Linked DNA regions of Homo sapiens: region 2 is linked to region 1. The links are chromatin contacts, found by Hi-C in ENCODE. All regions are on one chromosome and are shown on one strand. The core of a region is the stretch at or near the end of the contact, and the rest is flanking DNA. Distances in the headings are between cores, read along the strand shown. Region 1 holds the start of NRP2 (neuropilin 2). Region 2 has its middle 91 kb from the start of PARD3B.

The links. Hi-C counts contacts between places; a loop is a spot of excess contacts on that map. Pooled maps may share reads with other maps.
Region 2: a map of endothelial cell of umbilical vein shows a loop between it and region 1 (8-fold over the local background). The contact joins the enhancer-like site here to the promoter of NRP2 in region 1. A Hi-C loop is called at or near these places in 3 of 168 maps with a recorded cell type or tissue (chondrocyte, endothelial cell of umbilical vein and sigmoid colon) and 2 of 50 pooled maps.

The regions. Positions count from the first base shown.
Region 1 is chr2:205,680,425-205,684,608 of GRCh38, forward strand. NRP2 (neuropilin 2) reads left to right here and starts at 2,077. Exons shown (of 17, transcript NM_003872.3): 1 at 2,077-2,939. The coding sequence starts at 2,867. RefSeq lists a silencer at 1,478-1,597 and an enhancer at 4,072-4,184.
Region 2 is chr2:204,451,967-204,456,150 of GRCh38, forward strand. No RefSeq gene overlaps it. Among named protein-coding and RNA genes, the nearest start is that of PARD3B, 91 kb to the right of the region's middle. RefSeq lists enhancers at 1-1,162, 2,068-2,568. Within about 2 kb of position 2,010, at least 16 of the 41 ENCODE cell types and tissues checked have a DNase peak (open chromatin) inside an H3K27ac peak, as active enhancers do; they include endothelial cell of umbilical vein and sigmoid colon, where a contact is called at or near this core.

The sequences.
Region 1 (4,184 bases), core at 827-3,326:
ACCCCAAGACCAGAAGTCCAGGGTTGTCATTCTTATGGTTCTCCAGTGGGCTTAGGTTTACCTTTTCTCTCTTCTTTCCCCCTTTCACAGTGCCCTTCACCTAAACCCTGGCTACATTATTCTCACAAACAGGAGTCTCCCACATTGGGCACTGGCAAAAATGGTTTGGCATGCCTGGTGAGTGGTGGGGAGAGGTGATATTAAATGGCCCTCTCTATTCAGGGACTGTCACTACAGATAGCGTTCTTTGTCCTTAGATTAGCATCTTGGCAATGACATAAACCGGGATCTCTGCTTAAGGTTAATAATCCAAACTGCTCTTTTACTTTGTTAAATATTTAAGGCTTGGAGTCATTCTTTACAATTGAGCTTTAAAGAGGAGAAATGTAAATCTGGAGTTTTTAATAATGTGGATGTGCTCTCAAGCCTAGAAAGGAAGGAAGAAGGAAGGAAAGGAGGGAGGAAGAGGAAGGAGGGAGGCAAAGAGGGAATGAAAGGTAGCATTTAGGCTAGCCAAGAGACATGCTCCCTGGAAGAACTCAGAGGCCTCTGTGCTGTGCCTTTCCCAACCAGGCATCTGAGATTAACAGTGTGATACTCAGCCTGTGGATTTCCACTCTAAAATCCCGCGCCACCCCCCAACACAGCTTGGCTCAACTATTTGCAAATCACTTCTGATTCAATTTTGTTTTGGTTATCTCAGTGTAAATAACAGTTAAGTGGGAGTTACAGATTTTTCAAACACTAAAAGTGATAAAGCTAATGGGCAAGTCCAGATAAGGAGGGAAACCACCCAGAAGAATCCACAAGTACAAGCCAAGAAGAAAATGGGTAGTCAGGTGTGTGTTTCTCGTCACCGAAACTGTATTTTTCTTAATCTACAGAAAATTTTACTTTCTTAATTTAAAAAAAATCTTAATCTGTAAATATTTTTCTGAATTTTCTTATTTTTCATATACCTCTTTTGTGGCAGAAAAGGTGTACATGTGCAGGGTGTAATTTAGGCTGTTTCTGTTGCAGTCTTTATGATAATGTAGTAATAGGTGTCTGGTGAAGCAAGACAGTTTGGAATCCACAAAGCCATCCTCAGAAACAAAGATACAAGTGTTTCCCCAACTGTTAGCTTGCAGTTCCCTCTAAACAGTTTTCACGCCTCCATTTAAAAATAGTTGGCATAATGATGTTTTCTTTCTCTAGGCTTTGTGACCACGTTTCCATGGGGGAAAATGTGAATAGACGTAGTTACAGTAGCATTTGGATGAGACGCCTTCAAGCACCTATACTTTTTCGGGGGAACTTGATGGAATCCAATTTAATTACCTGAAGAAATTATTTGCTGAAGAAAGTCTTTCCTCTTTTTAGGGTAGTTACAGTTAAAGGCGCAGGGGTAACGAAATCCTAACCCAGAGAGGAGCAGAGCATGTTTGGGACATAACAAAGGATCTGAGTAGTAAACGCAGCGAGTGTTTGGGGTTTTATTCAGACCGGGCTGACGGTGTGTGTCGCCGCCACGCACCGCTGCCTGTTCGAACGCATGGCTGAGCTGCCGACCGGCTCGCTACCCCAAACACCGTACGCCACCCAACTCCTCTTGTAACGCCATCGCGCGTGGCATTGTGTTGGGTTCTGCGTGTGTGGCATCGGAGTCGTGGAATTTAGGGGGAACAAGGCTTTTCCCCCCGTCCCCCCGGGGTCTCCCTTGGGTGGGGGCGACACGGCCAAGGCGGCGCGCCCTGGGGGTGCCCGGGGGCGCTTCTTCCCCAGGGCGTTACGCACCGGCGGCCCGGCGCGGAGGTGCGCGGGGGCGATCGGGAGATGCGGGGCGGGCGAGGGGTGGTGGGATGGGCGCCGCCTTAACTTCGATCCTGCGGCGGCCCGAGAGAAGCCGTCGCCGCCCCGCCCGAGCTGGGTGCCGCGGCACTCTGCTCTGCGCCGCGCGTCTCCGCGGCTGCCTCTTTAATCAGGAACACAGAAGGGGCGGGCCCTGAGCCGGCGCGTAATCGGATAGCTCTGCCGCGGCTCTGACATCCACATGCTGCTCGGCCTGAAAAGGCAGTGGGGAGCCGGAGGGGAGGCAGAGATCGCGAGCGAGGCACCAGCCTGCAGCCGGCCCCCAGCACATCCTCAGCCGCACAGACACTCGGCGAGGTGGAGGTGAGGGCGGGCGCCAGCGAACTCGGAGAGGGGCTCGCTCACTCCCAGGCGATCCCAGCCGCCACCGCCGCCGCACCAGCAGCAGCAACAGCAGCAGCAGCTTCCTTCCTCAGACTCCCCTCGAGAGGCTGGCCAAGCGGGTGTAGCCGTTGGGGGAGGCTCCCGCCGGGGGAACCCGGCGAGGACAAGAGCAGGGCGGCCGCCTTCCACTCGGGCTGTCCGGCGGCGGCTGCCTCCGCCCGTGTGTCCGTCAAGGGTGCCGCGGGATGTGTGTCAGTTTACGCCTCTGAGATCACACAGCTGCCTGGGGGCCGTGTGATGCCCAAGGCAAGTCTTGGTTTTAATTATTATTATTATCATTATTGTTACGCTTGGCTTTCGGGAAATACTCGTGATATTTGTAGGATAAAGGAAATGACACTTTGAGGAACTGGAGAGAACATATATGCGTTTTGTTTTTAAGAGGAAAACCGTGTTCTCTTCCCGGCTTGTTCCCTCTTTGCTGATTTCAGGAGCTACTCTCCTCCTGGTGAGGTGGAAATTCCAGCAAGAATAGAGGTGAAGACAAGCCACCAGGACTCAGGAGGGAAACGCTGACCATTAGAAACCTCTGCATAAGACGTTGTAAGGAGGAAAATAAAAGAGAGAAAAACACAAAGATTTAAACAAGAAACCTACGAACCCAGCTCTGGAAAGAGCCACCTTCTCCAAAATGGATATGTTTCCTCTCACCTGGGTTTTCTTAGCCCTCTACTTTTCAAGACACCAAGTGAGAGGCCAACCAGGTAAGCCACTGAAAGTTTTTCTATTTATTGCAACATGGTTTCCCCTTTAAAAGTGACCGCTAAAGCAGGAAGGCCACGCAGAACGGCACAGAAGAAGGCTCCCTCAGTACTCAATAATTTAAAGAGAGATCCCAGCCGGCCCTTCCTACACCACCACGGCTGCTAAAACCCAACTTTCCTCTCCTGCTAGGAGTGTGTGTGTGTGTGTGTGTGTGTGTGTGTGAGTGTGTTTTGAAACAGAATTTGGCGGTGTTCATATGTCACATATGGACTGAATCAAAGGTTTAAAAATACTACAAAGCCTTTGCATTACAGTTTTTGGGAATTTTTTTTCCCTGTCTTGAAGCAGAACACATCTCCCTTGAGTTTCTCCAACTAGCCAGTGAAATATAAATCATTTGCATTCCCTCCACTTAGCTACATTGAGCAATGTTAACTGAAGGGCTTGGGAAAGACAAGAGTTTAGTTTTGGTTTTCAGATGCTGTAGATTCTTTGGAGAATGACTGGTTATGCTTCAGAATCATAAGGCTCAGGCTGGTGGAGCAAGTTGGCTTGTGGCTGAGATAGGGGCTTGGGGTTGGGTGCTGCTGGCAACCAAGACGGTTGGTCTCTTCTCTCTTCATCCATGTGTTGTCTGGGAAAGTAAATCGTACGTTCTTTTAGAAATTATTATTAGCTAAAACAAATTGCAGGCCCTCGAAGGTCTCTCACTCTTGTGAAGTGGTTAGAAACTTTTGAGTGGAATTTGTTCTCAACCACTGCCAAAAAGGGTGTGTGGACAGGCTGCTGTGGAGATAAGCATTTCGAGGCCCAGAACAGTCTGGGGACCGCATTTGTGGGGAGCGGCAAGGGGTATGCTCTGGAAAGGGGAATCCATGGGGAATGCAGTGGGGTTTGTGCTTCCTTCTCGGACCACTCTCTAGAGTGAGCCTCCCTACCCCTCTGAGAACAGTGTCTGGAATCTAACAACAAAACTCTTAGCAGCTGCTACAGGTGATTGGAGATGGAGAAACCATCTATGGAGGAAATGGGTGAAAGAAAGGCGAAAAAGCCTTCCTGAAGTGCCCTCACCCAAGGCACTTGCAAGGCGATGGCGGCAGTGGTAGAGCTAACTCTGCAGCCTCCTTGGCATCCCCAGAACATCAGCTAGTGGATCCTAGCCTTGCATCTGGTACTGTCACCCTTCCTTCTCCTCACGCCCCCCACCAGCACACACACCACTTTAAGCTTGGGCATTTATTTGA
Region 2 (4,184 bases), core at 760-3,259, 1.2 Mb before region 1:
AAAATATAAGTGAGTGTAGCTTAGTAGTTTCAGAATATAGACTATAGAGCCAAATACAACCTTCCCAACTGGGTGATCTCAGACAGGTCACTTAACTTCCCTCTGCTTCGATTTTCTTATTAGAAAAATTGGATACTAATAGTATCTTCCCCTTAGGTTTGCCGTGAGGATCAAAAGAGTCAATAATACATGTAAAGTGCATAGAATCTTGGCGGCACAAAGCAAACGCTGAGTGAAAGTATGTTATGTTCGTTTCTTAACACTTTCTTATTAACTGGAAAATCCTGTGGTGTTTACTTCTTGTTAGAGAGAAAACATTTTCCTTTTTTTCCAATAAATTTTGTCCTTGACAGCTATTCTTTGAGTGTCAGTCAGTCTCTCGAAACAGAGGAATGTCTGTATAGCTGCAGTGACATCTTGCCAGGAGAGCCTTTCTTTTCTTGGGACTTTTCATTTCCATTTCACAACATGGTTCTGGTCAGTACTTCTTTGGAGGGACTTCTGATCAGCCCAGATCTTGCTGCCTTTTTCCCCATATCCTGCCCCTTAAACTCCCATCCCACACCCTGCCCCTCGTAGACACTTTAAAATCCACTTGAACACCACAGATGAATCATTTGGCAAAGTAAACAATAATTTCTTCCCAGGGAACTCCTCAGGACTCTGTGGTGTTTTGACCATCTGCAGCCATGGAAACGACAGATGAAGTGTATGGTCATTGGAATGCTTTTAACTCGCGCTTCCTGTGGCAGAGACTACTAATTGCTTCTCAGTAGCCGTTCTCCCTTTCTTTATAAGAAAGTTTTAGCTGAACACATCACTGCCCCACTAAAACATTTCCCTTGTGGCTTGATGTTGCCATGTGAAAGCCCTGACCACAGAGATGTAAGCAGGAATGCTGTGTGTGTGCCTTCCAGGAATTCTCTTTAAACGAAGAGTACCAATTCTTCCTTCAGTCTTTCCTCTATCGTGATACCTTGGATATGAATATAATGGCTGGAGCTCCAGCAGCTATTTTAGACTATGGGATTTAAGACAGCAATTCTCAAAGTATAGGCTGAGGATACAGAGAACAAAAGCCTTGCTCAGGAGGCCCACAGAATCCTCCCTTTTCCAAATATATATCTATTTCAAGTCTAGAATTTTCTTCATAAATTTCAACCAAAACTATGAATATATTGCAACAGATTGCATACAGTGGCGTATATGAAATTCAAAATGTCTTCTATTAAGCCAGATAGGGATTTATAAAAATGTAAAAAGGTTATTCTTCCCACTAATTTTTTTGTCTTAGAAAACATAATTATTTTTCACAAATCCGTGTTATTGCTAACATGCAGTAGGTTTATTATTTGTATTTTAAAATGAAAATATGTAAAAAAATTTCTCGGTTTTAATTTTTACTATAGTAACTTACATAAACAATAGCTCTTTGCAGGCCTTAATGACTTTTGAGGGGGTAAAGGGATCCGGAGACCAAAAAGCTTGAAAGCTGGTTTAATTCCACACTCTATAAATAATGGGGAGATGAACTACAAAGAGCCTGAGTTAATGTCAACTTTTTTTTATGTGAGCAAAAGTTAAACTTCTATATGTGTAAGTCACTATTACTGGGGTGTTTCTGTTATATCAAGCAAAACTAATTTTTTTAACAGATACCTTCCTACTTCCATTATTTGAGTTGAGACCATGGCTAAGAGCAAAACAAAGCAATTAAAAGCTGACGATTTTTGTGAGACTCTTGGCTGGGAGCACTAGTTTAAACAAGATAGTGTGAAGCATGCAATCCTGGCTTTTTTTGTGTGCCTGGCATGTCGTAAATGTCTAAATGTGGATTCTGCAGAATCTCTGCATCCAGTGAGCCCTTGTGACTCCACATCTAGTTTTAAGGGAACAGAACTGGCTCTAGCAGGCTGATACTGGTGTAGCCAGGGTGGGAACAGGGATATTCTTGTGTGTCTGAGGACCACGTTCAGTCACACGGCTGCCCCGGTGCCCTTGGCAGAGTGCCTAAGATGGGGCCAGGAGGGGTGGAGCAGAGGCAGTGCCACTGGGAAAGCAGCCCTCCGTCTCCAAGGCACCTCCTCTGTGTTTCCTGCCTTCACAAAAGACACACAAGAAACCTAGTGGCTGATCACTGTCAGGAAGTAAGGGACACAGAATCTAGGGCTGTGGGAAAAGGGGACCGGGAGGCCGGGGGAGGCCCTCCCATTCTGAGCACAAGCCTTAGGAGAATGCAGAGGAAAGAATAGCAAAAGCTCCCTATGAGGCGAAACCCACTCTCTGCACCAAAAGGAAGAGACTCTGGTTTGCCATATAAAGTGCACACAATTCCCTTCTCTGACAGAAGACACGAGCAAAGGTGCTGGACTTCACAGGGCTTCAGCTGATCATTTCTAAAGTTCAATTTGCTGCTAGATCTTAAACCTGCTTTTCGTCAACCACTCAGCAGAGGTGGGGCAGAATTTTTTTCCCTCTATTTGCAAGTCTGTTTTAAATACTACATTTTAAATCATAACTCTCTTGAGAATAATATGGCAAATTTACTTTCTTTTAAGGCCCACCTTAAAATACATCAAATCACTGTGTTTTCCTCCGCTCTAGATTTTCTTCTCTTTCATTACATTGCCATAAAGAAATGCCTGCTTGTCTGTTGACCACTGTACCTCCAGCACCTATGATATTATGCTGGGATAGGGCTGGAAATGCCCCTCTACATATGGTCTGCCTGCCATCAGCAAAAGAAGTTGTTGTGCTTTGACAGAGACACATTCTGTGAGGGCCTTATGTAAGCCTGATGACCATAAGCAAATTATTTGGAAGAGATTATTTAAATTGTACAGTGGCAGGAATTAAATATTCAATTGCAATAAGTTTAACTGATTAAGATATTTACTTTGCAGATGATGTAATAACTGGAAAAGCATATCAGTGGGAAGGTGTCTGACATGTTTGGTTGAGAGAATATACTTGGAAAACATATGGAAATGATTGATTTTTTTTGCTAGCTCCCCCATAAAGTAGCTGCTTTGTGCCCACTGAAATGGAGCCATCGCACAAGGGCTATGATATGCATCGTGGGGGTGTCTCTGAAGAACTCAACCAGGGAGACCTGTCCTTGTTCGAGCTAGATGCATCCCACCAGGGTGTGCAGAGCCCATAGCTGCGGGGCCCACCTTCTCATTCTTCTCAGACAGTGATGTGTGCCGTGCTGGGTGTTCTAGGTTGCTAACCATGCATCCCTTCAACAGGTCTGTGGGATGTCCAGGACATAGAGGTGGTGGGTAGCAGAGATAAAGTGTATTTAAGTGTGTGTGTGTGTGTGTGTGTGTGCACATGTGTGTCCATGTTTTCCTGTGCTATGCAGTGGATTGGAGAGGCAGGACTCCTGGGTTAAATAAAGACAAGTCCGGCTTCAGTCATACTATTTGGAAGGAATTTCAAAATAAGTGCCCAGCACATAGTGGGCTCTCAGAATTGTTCAATGAGTGATTACAAGGTCATGGTAATAACATTTGCAATCCAAAAGGAAACTCAGATATTATCTCTTATAAATAGGAAATGGAAGCCCAGAAAGGCTTAATGAATTGCCCAAGGCCATACAAAAAGTTAGTGGTGGCAGAGCCAGCCTAGAGCTTAATTCTCATGGCTGTTAGTGAGTGCCCATCTCCCTATGCCATACCACCAAAGCTAGCCAATAAACAAAACAACCTTGAAGGCATTTTGAACCCACTTTCTGTGTCCCCATATCATTTATCATCATTTATTAAAATTATGTACTGATCTCTTTCCTCCACTCAGTTGTGAGCTCCTTGAAATAGGAACGTAAATTAATTCATTTTTTCTTCCCTTGTGCCTAGACCCAGTGCCTTCCACGTAGGGGGCACTTAATAACATAGAAAATTCATATTTATTTTGAATTTGTCCTGACCATTCTTATAGCAATCTCATATTAATAGTTGATGATAAAAACTATAATTGCCAAGGTCCCTATGCCACACCATCACAGCTAGCCAATAAACAAGAAAACACCTGTGAAGGCATTTTGAACCCACTTTCTGTGTCCCCATACCATTTATCATCATTTATTAAAATTATATACTGATCTCTTTCCTCCACTCAATTGTGAGCTCCTTGAAATAGGAACTTGGATTAATTCATGTTTTAATTCATCTCATGGCAAA